2 separate regions of the Homo sapiens genome follow, and region 1 is linked to region 2. The links are chromatin contacts, found by POLR2A ChIA-PET in ENCODE. All regions are on one chromosome and are shown on one strand. Each heading gives the region's core, a stretch centred on a gene start or an enhancer-like site at or near the end of the contact. The rest is flanking DNA. Distances are from core to core; before and after follow the strand shown. Region 1 overlaps NXN (nucleoredoxin). Region 2 overlaps GLOD4 (glyoxalase domain containing 4).

What was found. ChIA-PET counts read pairs that join two places held with the same protein, here RNA polymerase II (POLR2A).
Region 1: POLR2A ChIA-PET joins it to region 2 with 11 read pairs in T-cell. The contact joins two enhancer-like sites. POLR2A ChIA-PET finds 5 or more read pairs at or near these places in 3 of 52 experiments (BJ, HCT116 and T-cell).

What each region holds. Positions count from the first base shown.
Region 1 is chr17:856,884-861,275 of GRCh38, forward strand. All of the region lies in intron 1 of NXN (nucleoredoxin), which reads right to left. Among named protein-coding and RNA genes, the nearest start is that of MRM3, 77 kb to the left of the region's middle. Within about 2 kb of position 2,013, at least 12 of the 41 ENCODE cell types and tissues checked have a DNase peak (open chromatin) inside an H3K27ac peak, as active enhancers do.
Region 2 is chr17:759,251-763,216 of GRCh38, forward strand. GLOD4 (glyoxalase domain containing 4) reads right to left here. Exons shown (of 9, transcript NM_016080.4): 9 at 80-988. The coding sequence ends at 923. Among named protein-coding and RNA genes, the nearest start is that of GEMIN4, 9.0 kb to the left of the region's middle. Within about 2 kb of position 1,324, at least 4 of the 41 ENCODE cell types and tissues checked have a DNase peak (open chromatin) inside an H3K27ac peak, as active enhancers do.

The DNA.
Region 1 (4,392 bases), core at 763-3,262, 98 kb after region 2:
TCCCCGGAACTGCCTTTCACATTCTGTTCAGGGCAACGTAGGCCTTTTCCATCATGAACCTCAAAACTCTTCCGACTTCTACACGTCACCCAGTTCCAGAGCTACTCCCACCACTTCAGGTATCAGTTACAGCAGCACCCCCACTTCTCGGTACCAATTTATTTCTGTCTGAATCCATTCAAGCTGCTACAATAGGACAGTGCAGACTGTGTGGCTTAGGAACACAAAAGTTTCTTTCTCTCAGTTGTGGTGGGTGGAAGTCGAAAGTCAGGGCACCAGTGGACTCAGTGTCTGGTGAGGGCATGATCCTCACAGATGGCGCCTTCTTGCTGTATCCTCACATGGTGGACGTGGTCTGTCTTGGACCTTTTCTTTTTTCTTTCTTTTTTTTTTATGAGACGGAGTCTCGCTCTGTCGCCCAGGCTGGAGGGCAATGGTGTGATCTCAGCTCACTGGAACCTCCGCCTCCTGGGCTCAAGGGATTCTCCTGCCTCAGCCTACCGAGTAGCTGGGACTACAGGCACGCACCACCACACCCAGATCATTTTTGTATTTTTAGTAGAGACGGGGTTTTGCCATGTTGGCCAGGCTGGTCTCGAACTCCTGCCCTCAGATGATCTGCCTGCCTTGGCTCCCAAAGTGCTGGGATTACAGGTGTGAGACACCACACCCAGCCTAAACACCAACTATTCTAAAGCTGAAGTTAAGGATTTGTTTAAGACATACCTAAAACTACCGTGAAACCTTCAGTTTTCAAGAATATTCTAAAAAGCTGAGCATAAAAGCTGTAGCTCTCTTTCTCAATGGTCACCACCATCCCAGATATCACCAGGGCCATCAAAATAGGGCAGGGGGCAAGCATCCTCTAAGTGGAATTCTTCACCGATACCTGGTAGAGACCTCCTCTAGGTGGCACGAGTATCCCTCACTAAATAACACTGAATAGAAGAGTGAGAAGGTTATTCCTTTTGTAGTTTTCTTTCGGTCCTTCCAATTACTTTAAGAGAAGAGTCTTGCTTTGATGTCAATAAATTACTAACGTTTCTCTAACACCTGCTCATCTTCCTTTTTAACCAAAGATATAAATCTTTTTTTTTTTTTTTTGAGATGGGGTCTCGCTCTGTCGCCCCAGGCTGGAGTGCAGTGGCGCAATCTTGGCTCACTGCAGCCTCGACCTCCCAGGCTCAAGTGATCCTCCCACCCCAGCCTCCCGAGTAATGGGGTCACAGGTATGCACCACCACACCTGGCTAACTTTTGTATTTTTGTGTAGAGACGACGTTTCACCATGTTGCGGCTAATTTTTGTATTTTTTCTATAGAGATGAGGTTTTGCCATGTTGGCCAGGCTGGTCTTGAACTCCTGAGTTCCAGGGATCCACCCGCCTTGGCCTCCCAAAGTGCTGGGATTACAGGCATGAGCCACCACGTCCAGCCTAAATCTAAATTTTTAAAATGAGTATATTTAAAGAAAAATGTAAGTAAATGGTAATATAGCTGGTATTGACATGAAAGAACCACAAAGGTGATACTGGACGGCTGAGCTATAGAAAACAGCCCTACAGGCTGGGCGCGGTGGCTCACGCCTGTAATCTCAGCACTTTGGGAGGCTGAGGCTGGTAGATCACGAGGTCAGGAGATCGAGACCATCCTGGCTAACACGGTGAAACCCCATCTCTACTAAAAATACAAAAAAATTAGCCTGGCATGGTGGCGGGCGCCTGTAGTCCCAGCTGCTGGGGAGGCTGAGACAGCAGCCTGTGTGTGAACCTGGGAGGCGGAGGTTGCAGTGAGACAAGATCGCGCCACTGCACTCCAGCCTGGGTGACAGAGCGAGACTCCGTCTCAAAAAAAAAAAAGAAAGAAAGAAAGAAAAAAAGAAAACAGCCCTACGGCTTACACACGAAGGGTCTGAGATGCTGGTTCTCAGGATCAGCTATGACCAGAGGAAACTTGTTAGAACAGATTGGAGTTCCTGCTCTTCCCTCACTCTGTTAATTTGCTCGATTGCCCTCAGGCTTCTCTTTCTATCCCATAGCCAGCCAAGAGCAGGCAGGGGCCAATTTTCTGGGTTTCTTGACCCTACTTTGAAGGCTCTCTGGCATGATACAAATGGATCCCATCCACCAAGGAGGAACTGACAACATGATTTACTATTGGAAGGATCTGGTTCGAAGGCCATGGCACCTCCACTGTCTGGGAGAGTATCTTTACCAAAAAAACTTGCCACTCAAGAAACGGAGCAAGCTATTCCAGGAAATACTTTCAGATGCAGTTTCCCGTCCAGCTCTAGTTTGAAAATGAGGCCTTCTCAGTCTGAGCCCACAACCATATTTCATGGGCCCCCTCCCTGAGATGTGTTTATCCACGCTGACCGATAGTTCAAAGCGGTCGTTTGGAAGTGGAATAAAGAGTCGCTCTCTAAATTCACCAAAGGAGTTAAGACCAGGAATACTGGAGCGATTCCGACTGAGGTCACGGGGAGTTTAGGGGAAATTTTTGGTTTGGGTTTTCTCCTAGTTTTAATTGCTTATAAAAGCTCCTTAATGTCAAGTAAAGAACAACAACAAATGTGAAAAGTTGACTTCCCCAAGACGTTTATTCAAAAGAAAAAAAAATGGTTCCCAGCAACCCTTATGCAGGAGGGAGGGGATTAGGACCAGATAATCTTGTATGAAAAGGAAAGGGAAACGCAAACTACTCAAATACAAAACAACAGCTGCACGGACGGGCCTGCCAGAGAAACAACTGATCTGCTCTGTCACGACCTGTTTCACGGATCCCAGATCTGCTCTGGGGACACCACAGTCAGCTCCACTCCCATCAAACGCGATTCAATGGACCATCCAAACCAAACTCAGGCTGCTTCCTTCTCTCTGAAAGGCCTGGCCCTCAGGCCGTTCCAGACACCCCTTCCCTGTCCTCCACGGGGTACTCTGACTTTTCATAGGTGACTAAACAACAGGCAAAACCGAGCAAATTAACAGAGGGAAGAGCAGGAACTCCAATCTGTTCTAATGTGTCTCCTCTGGTCATAGCCGATCCTGAGAACCAGCATCTCAGACCCTTCCTTTGTAAGCATCAAGCAAAGGGCCCAGGGCAGAGAGGTGTGGGTTACTTCTGCAGTAAGGAAGTTGGAAAGGGTGAGTCAGAAGCTAAGGAAAACGCTCACTCCCGGCAGTGAAAGTGAGCCTTCTCTTTGTATATTATGTTATATACTTTTAACTTTAAAAAATTTATTATTATTATTATTATTATTTAAGACATAGTCTTGCTCTGTTGCCTAGGTTGGAGGGCAGTGACCTGATCTCAGCTCACTGCAACCTCCGCCTCCTGGGTTCAAGTGATTCTCCTGCCTCAGCCTCCTGAGTAGCTGGGATGACAGGCGTGTGCCGCCGCGCCCGGCTAATTTTTGTATTTTCCATAGAGACAGGGTTTCGCCATCCTGGCCAGGCTGGTCTTGAACTCCTGACCTCAGGTGATCCACCCACCTTGGCCTCCCAAAGTGCTGGGATGACAGGCGTGAGCCACCGCGCCCGGCTAATTTTTGTATTTTCCATAGAGACAGGGTTTCGCCATCCTGGCCAGGCTGGTCTTGAACTCCTGACCTCAGGTGATCCACCCACCTTGGCCTCCCAAAGTGCTGGGATGACAGGCGTGAGCCACCGCGCCCGGCTAATTTTTGTATTTTCCATAGAGACAGGGTTTCGCCATCCTGGCCAGGCTGGTCTTGAACTCCTGACCTCAGGTGATCCACCCACCTTGGCCTCCCAAAGTGCTGGGATGACAGGCGTGAGCCGCCGCGCCCGGCCTGCATAGTTTTGACTTTTGAACCTCGTAAACATTTTACTTTTACTAAAAGAATAAAATCAAGTCAAAAGTAGGAGCAAACAGCAAATCCTAAAGTTTAATATGAGCAGAAACATGTGACCCTAACTCTAATAGTAACTATTACCTATCTAGACAAAAAGGCAAATAATTTAAGTGACTTTTGGATCTAGCTCTCTGACTATTCCTCCTTTCTTGGATGTGATCTAAGGACAAAAAGAACTGAAAAGAAAGTTTGAACTTGACTTGTTAGGATCACTGCTGGCCATGATTACGGATGTTGCAAATCTGTAAACAAGGTTATCACAGTGGGATGAGAGGAACACAGATACGGACTGGGGAAGTAAGGAAGGGCCCTGGGCAGCTGGTTCTGAGTGCAACATATCAGTATCAACTCAAGATTTTAAAACACATTTAAATTTCTCAGCTCTTTCTTTTTTTTGAGACACAGTTTCACTCTGTCGCCTGCGCTGGAATGCAGTGGCACCATCTCGGCTCACTGCAACCTCCGCCTCCTGGGTTCAAGTGATTTGTGTGGCTCGGCCTCCTGAGTAGCTGGGGTTACA
Region 2 (3,966 bases), core at 74-2,573:
TATTTTTAAAAATCTGAACCTGGCCACCACTTTACATGATGAGACTTAGAGACTGGTATCACAGCTTGATTTCAGAAGCTTACTTTCAAAAAAAATTTATTCAATGAATACACAATATAATTCCATTTCGAGTGATTAAAACCTATTTGTTGTTTAGAACCAAACAAAACTACAAGAAAACATTTTCAAAACCTTTTTTTTCAGGCTGAAGAAATCGTTTAATCCATTTTAAAGAAATCTCACATGATGTTCTGTCGGGATTAAAAATATACACGGAAAAAAATAAAACAAAATATATACACAGAAAGAAGCTCGCACAGAGTCAGGCGTGCAGCAACGTCACACACTCATTCCTTTCTGTTTCCTCTGGACACTCAAAATGTGAAAGCAAGTAAGAGGGGGGTGGTTAACCAAACCTTTTGGTCCAAGGAATAAAATTTCTTTAAAAAATTTAAAACGTCAAAACCTGCCAGAATAAGACAATAGAAGAGCGTATCGTCAGGCGCTGGGAATGGCACCACGACAAGGCATTAATGTGGATTCACTTGCACAGCTGCTCTCATAAAAGCTACACGATTCAGAGGTAACCCTAACTATCCGCAATCCCAACCAAAGTCATGTTCATGCCGCTGTCCTAGTCTGGACAATCATCTGTCACTCATCCAACACAGTTATATACAGAATGCGCAGTCCCAGCAACAGTGTAGATTACAGCAGGCGTTCTCTACCTGGACTCATGATTGGATTTCATTTCTAAATTACATCAGAGCTTTCAAAGATTGAAATACACAAATCTGCACTACCCAAGCCTCCTTGCCTGTACGGGAAACAAATCAGAAGAGCATTTATTGGGAACTGACACGTCAGGCCTCACAGGTGCTGGGCAGGAATCACAGAGGCTTGCTCTGCATCATGTCTTCCGTTAACCTGAAGCTTTGGGTTTATTGTGTTTGGCAAACCACTCGTCACTTTTATCTGCTGCCATTGCCTGTAAAATAGAAATAGAATATACACTGACTCCAAGCCTGAAAAACAAAAGACATAGCCCACTTTATATCTCACTGTACTGACCACAATAAAAAAAATTAACATTAAAAAAAGGACCCAAACCCCCGCTCCAAAAAAAAGAGAAGAGAAATAAAAAAAATTTTTTAACATTTAAAGAGTATTAATCCAGTACAGAGTGTTATGTTCAATAAGGCAAGAGATACTGGTGATAATGAGCAACTGTGGATCCTCACTCGGCAGAGTCAAGGGCAAACCAAGCCTGTAGCCAGGAAGTGTGGCTGGCGGACCAACGAGGTCAGGGACCCGCATGCCAGGCGGTAGGATCTCTGGTAAAAGAGCAAGTCCTGCCACTCACAGCATCTGGGCAGACGCTCAAGAATCTTTAGTGTCATGAAACTCAGTCTGATAGTGAGGCCAAATATGAAACTCTACGTGATGTTTTAGTGATGAAGCCTGGAATGATTCCTTTTTCGTAAGTCTCCTCCCGGCCTACTCTTCTGATGTTGGTTCTGTTTAGTTTGGGCATCTTAATTAAAAAGGAAGCCTTAAGCCGTGCCCAGTGGTCACACCTATAGTCACAGCCACTTGGAGGCTGAGGCCAGAGGATCACGTGAGCTCAGGAATTCGAGTTCAGCCTGTGTAACAGAGTGGGACCCCGTCTCATATACATACATACAGATACAAATAAAAATAAATGAATAATACAAAGCCTTAACAATAATGTTTTGGTTCCACAAGCATCCCTTTCGTTGTTTAGTAAGGACAAACACTCATTTATGTAGTCAAAAAGAGCCAGGTACCACGCTGGGTTCAGATGTGGCAGCAGAGACAGTCGGAAGCTTTGAGGAGTGTGCAGAACAGCTGAGAACTCAGATATGGAAACAAGTATTTTGCATGACAGAGTGTGTGTACGCATGTGTGTGTCTTGAAGCATTTGCTATAATATCTACCTCAGCAGGAAGTCACAAGATGAGGTGGCAATTGAAAAAGAAGAAACAAATATATTTATTATTTAGAAACAGTGAAGGTGAAAGTGGCTGTCCTAGGTAGTGTGACTCAGAGTTGGACCGTTTCATTTCTAAAAAATCTTAGTACTATCTGATTTATTATCTTGATGAAAATAAGAATTTAAAAATCAAAGATATGCTTAAAAAAACCACAAGTCACAAATATGCACGTTTCTGTCTTTTAGGAGCCATAAAAAGTGGGAGGAAAGAACAACTAAATTATTTGGAGAACCTAAGAAAGCTTTTTTTCTTTTTTGAAATGGAGTTTTGCTCTTGTCGCCCAGGCTGGAGTGCAACGGCGCCATCTCGGCTCACTGCAACCTCTGCCTTCTGGGTTCAAGTGATTCTCCTGCCTCAGCCTCCCAAGTAGCTGGGATTACAGGCGTACACCACCGTGCCTGGCTAATTTTTTGTGTTTAGTAGAGACAGGGTTTCACCATGTTGGTCAGGCTGGTCTGGGACTCCTGACCTCAGGTGAGCCACCCGCCTTGGTCCCCCAAGGTGCTGGGATTACAGGGGTGAGCCATCGCGCCCGGCTGAACCTAAGAAAGCTTTTAAGTGTTGAAGGACAAGTAAAAGAGGAGAGGGAAAAAACCCTTTGGGTTGGATGCAAGAAGAAGTATCTTAGCTAATATAACCAGTTCAGTGGGACTGGAATAGGGATGAGTTAGGGGACTTAGGGAGGCAGGTGGGAAAGAAGGTCAGAGGGTAGAGAATGTCCAAAAATGTCACATGCTCTGTCAGAGAGTTTGAAATTTATCTCAGAGGCAAGAGAGAGCTATCGGATTAAACGGTTTTAAAAATTACTGGCTGTTTGCTTTGGGACAGACCGTAAGTTGACAATGAGGCCTTTCAAAGGGAAAGCTGATAGGCAGAAGACATTTCAGAGGTAGAACTCACAGCTCTTGGTGACTAATAGCTAAAATAATTTAAGGATGAGGAGAAATAATGGTCAAAAGTGACTGTCTGTAAATCTAAAACGACTATTAAATGTTAAAAAACAAAACACAACAAAATAACACCAAAACTGGCTCTGAGGATTCCAGCGTGAACAACTGGGATCACAGACACGCTGTACTGTCCAGGGAGGGAGCAGGGCGCAGAGGAAGAAAAAGGACTAACTGTAAAGCCTGAAAGGCTTCCATCCAGGCCCCGGCCTGCACCTACTCAGTGCGTGATCTTCAGGGATGAAGGGGAATAATTTCATCACCATCCAGGCCCCGGCCGGCACCTACTCAGTGCGTGATCTTCAGGGATGAAGGGGAATAATTTCATCACCATCCAGGCCCCGGCCGGCACCTACTCAGTGCGTGATCTTCAGGGATGAAGGGGAATAATTATTTCATCACCATCCAGGCCCCTGCCTGCACCTACTCAGTGTGTGATCTTCAGGGATGAAGGGGAATAATTTCATCACCATCCAGGCCCCGGCCTGCACCTACTCAGTGCGTGATCTTCAGGGATGAAGGGGAATAATTTCATCACCATCCAGGCCCCTGCCTGCCACTTACTCAGTGTATGGTATTCAAGGGTGAGGGCCAATGACTTACTCATTCTTAGCCTCGGTTTCCTCATTTGCAAAGGCTGATGCTATCAACCTTGCAGGTTATATTAAGAATCAGAGAATGTGGCTGGGCGCGGTGGCTCACGCCTGTAATCCCAACACTTTGGGAGGCCGAGGCAGGCGGATCACGAGGTCAGGAGATCGAGACCATCCTGGCTAACACGGTGAAACCCCGTCTCTACTAAAAATACAAAAAAATTAGCCAGGTGTGGTGGTGGGCGCCTGTAGTCCCAGCTACTCGGGAGGCTGAGGCTGAGGCAGGAGAATGGTGTGAACCCGGGAGGCGGAGCTTGCCGTGAGCCGAGATCACGCCACTGCACTCCAGCCTGGGCGACAGAGCGAGACTCCGTCTAAAAAAAAAAAAAAAAAATCAGAGAATGTATATGA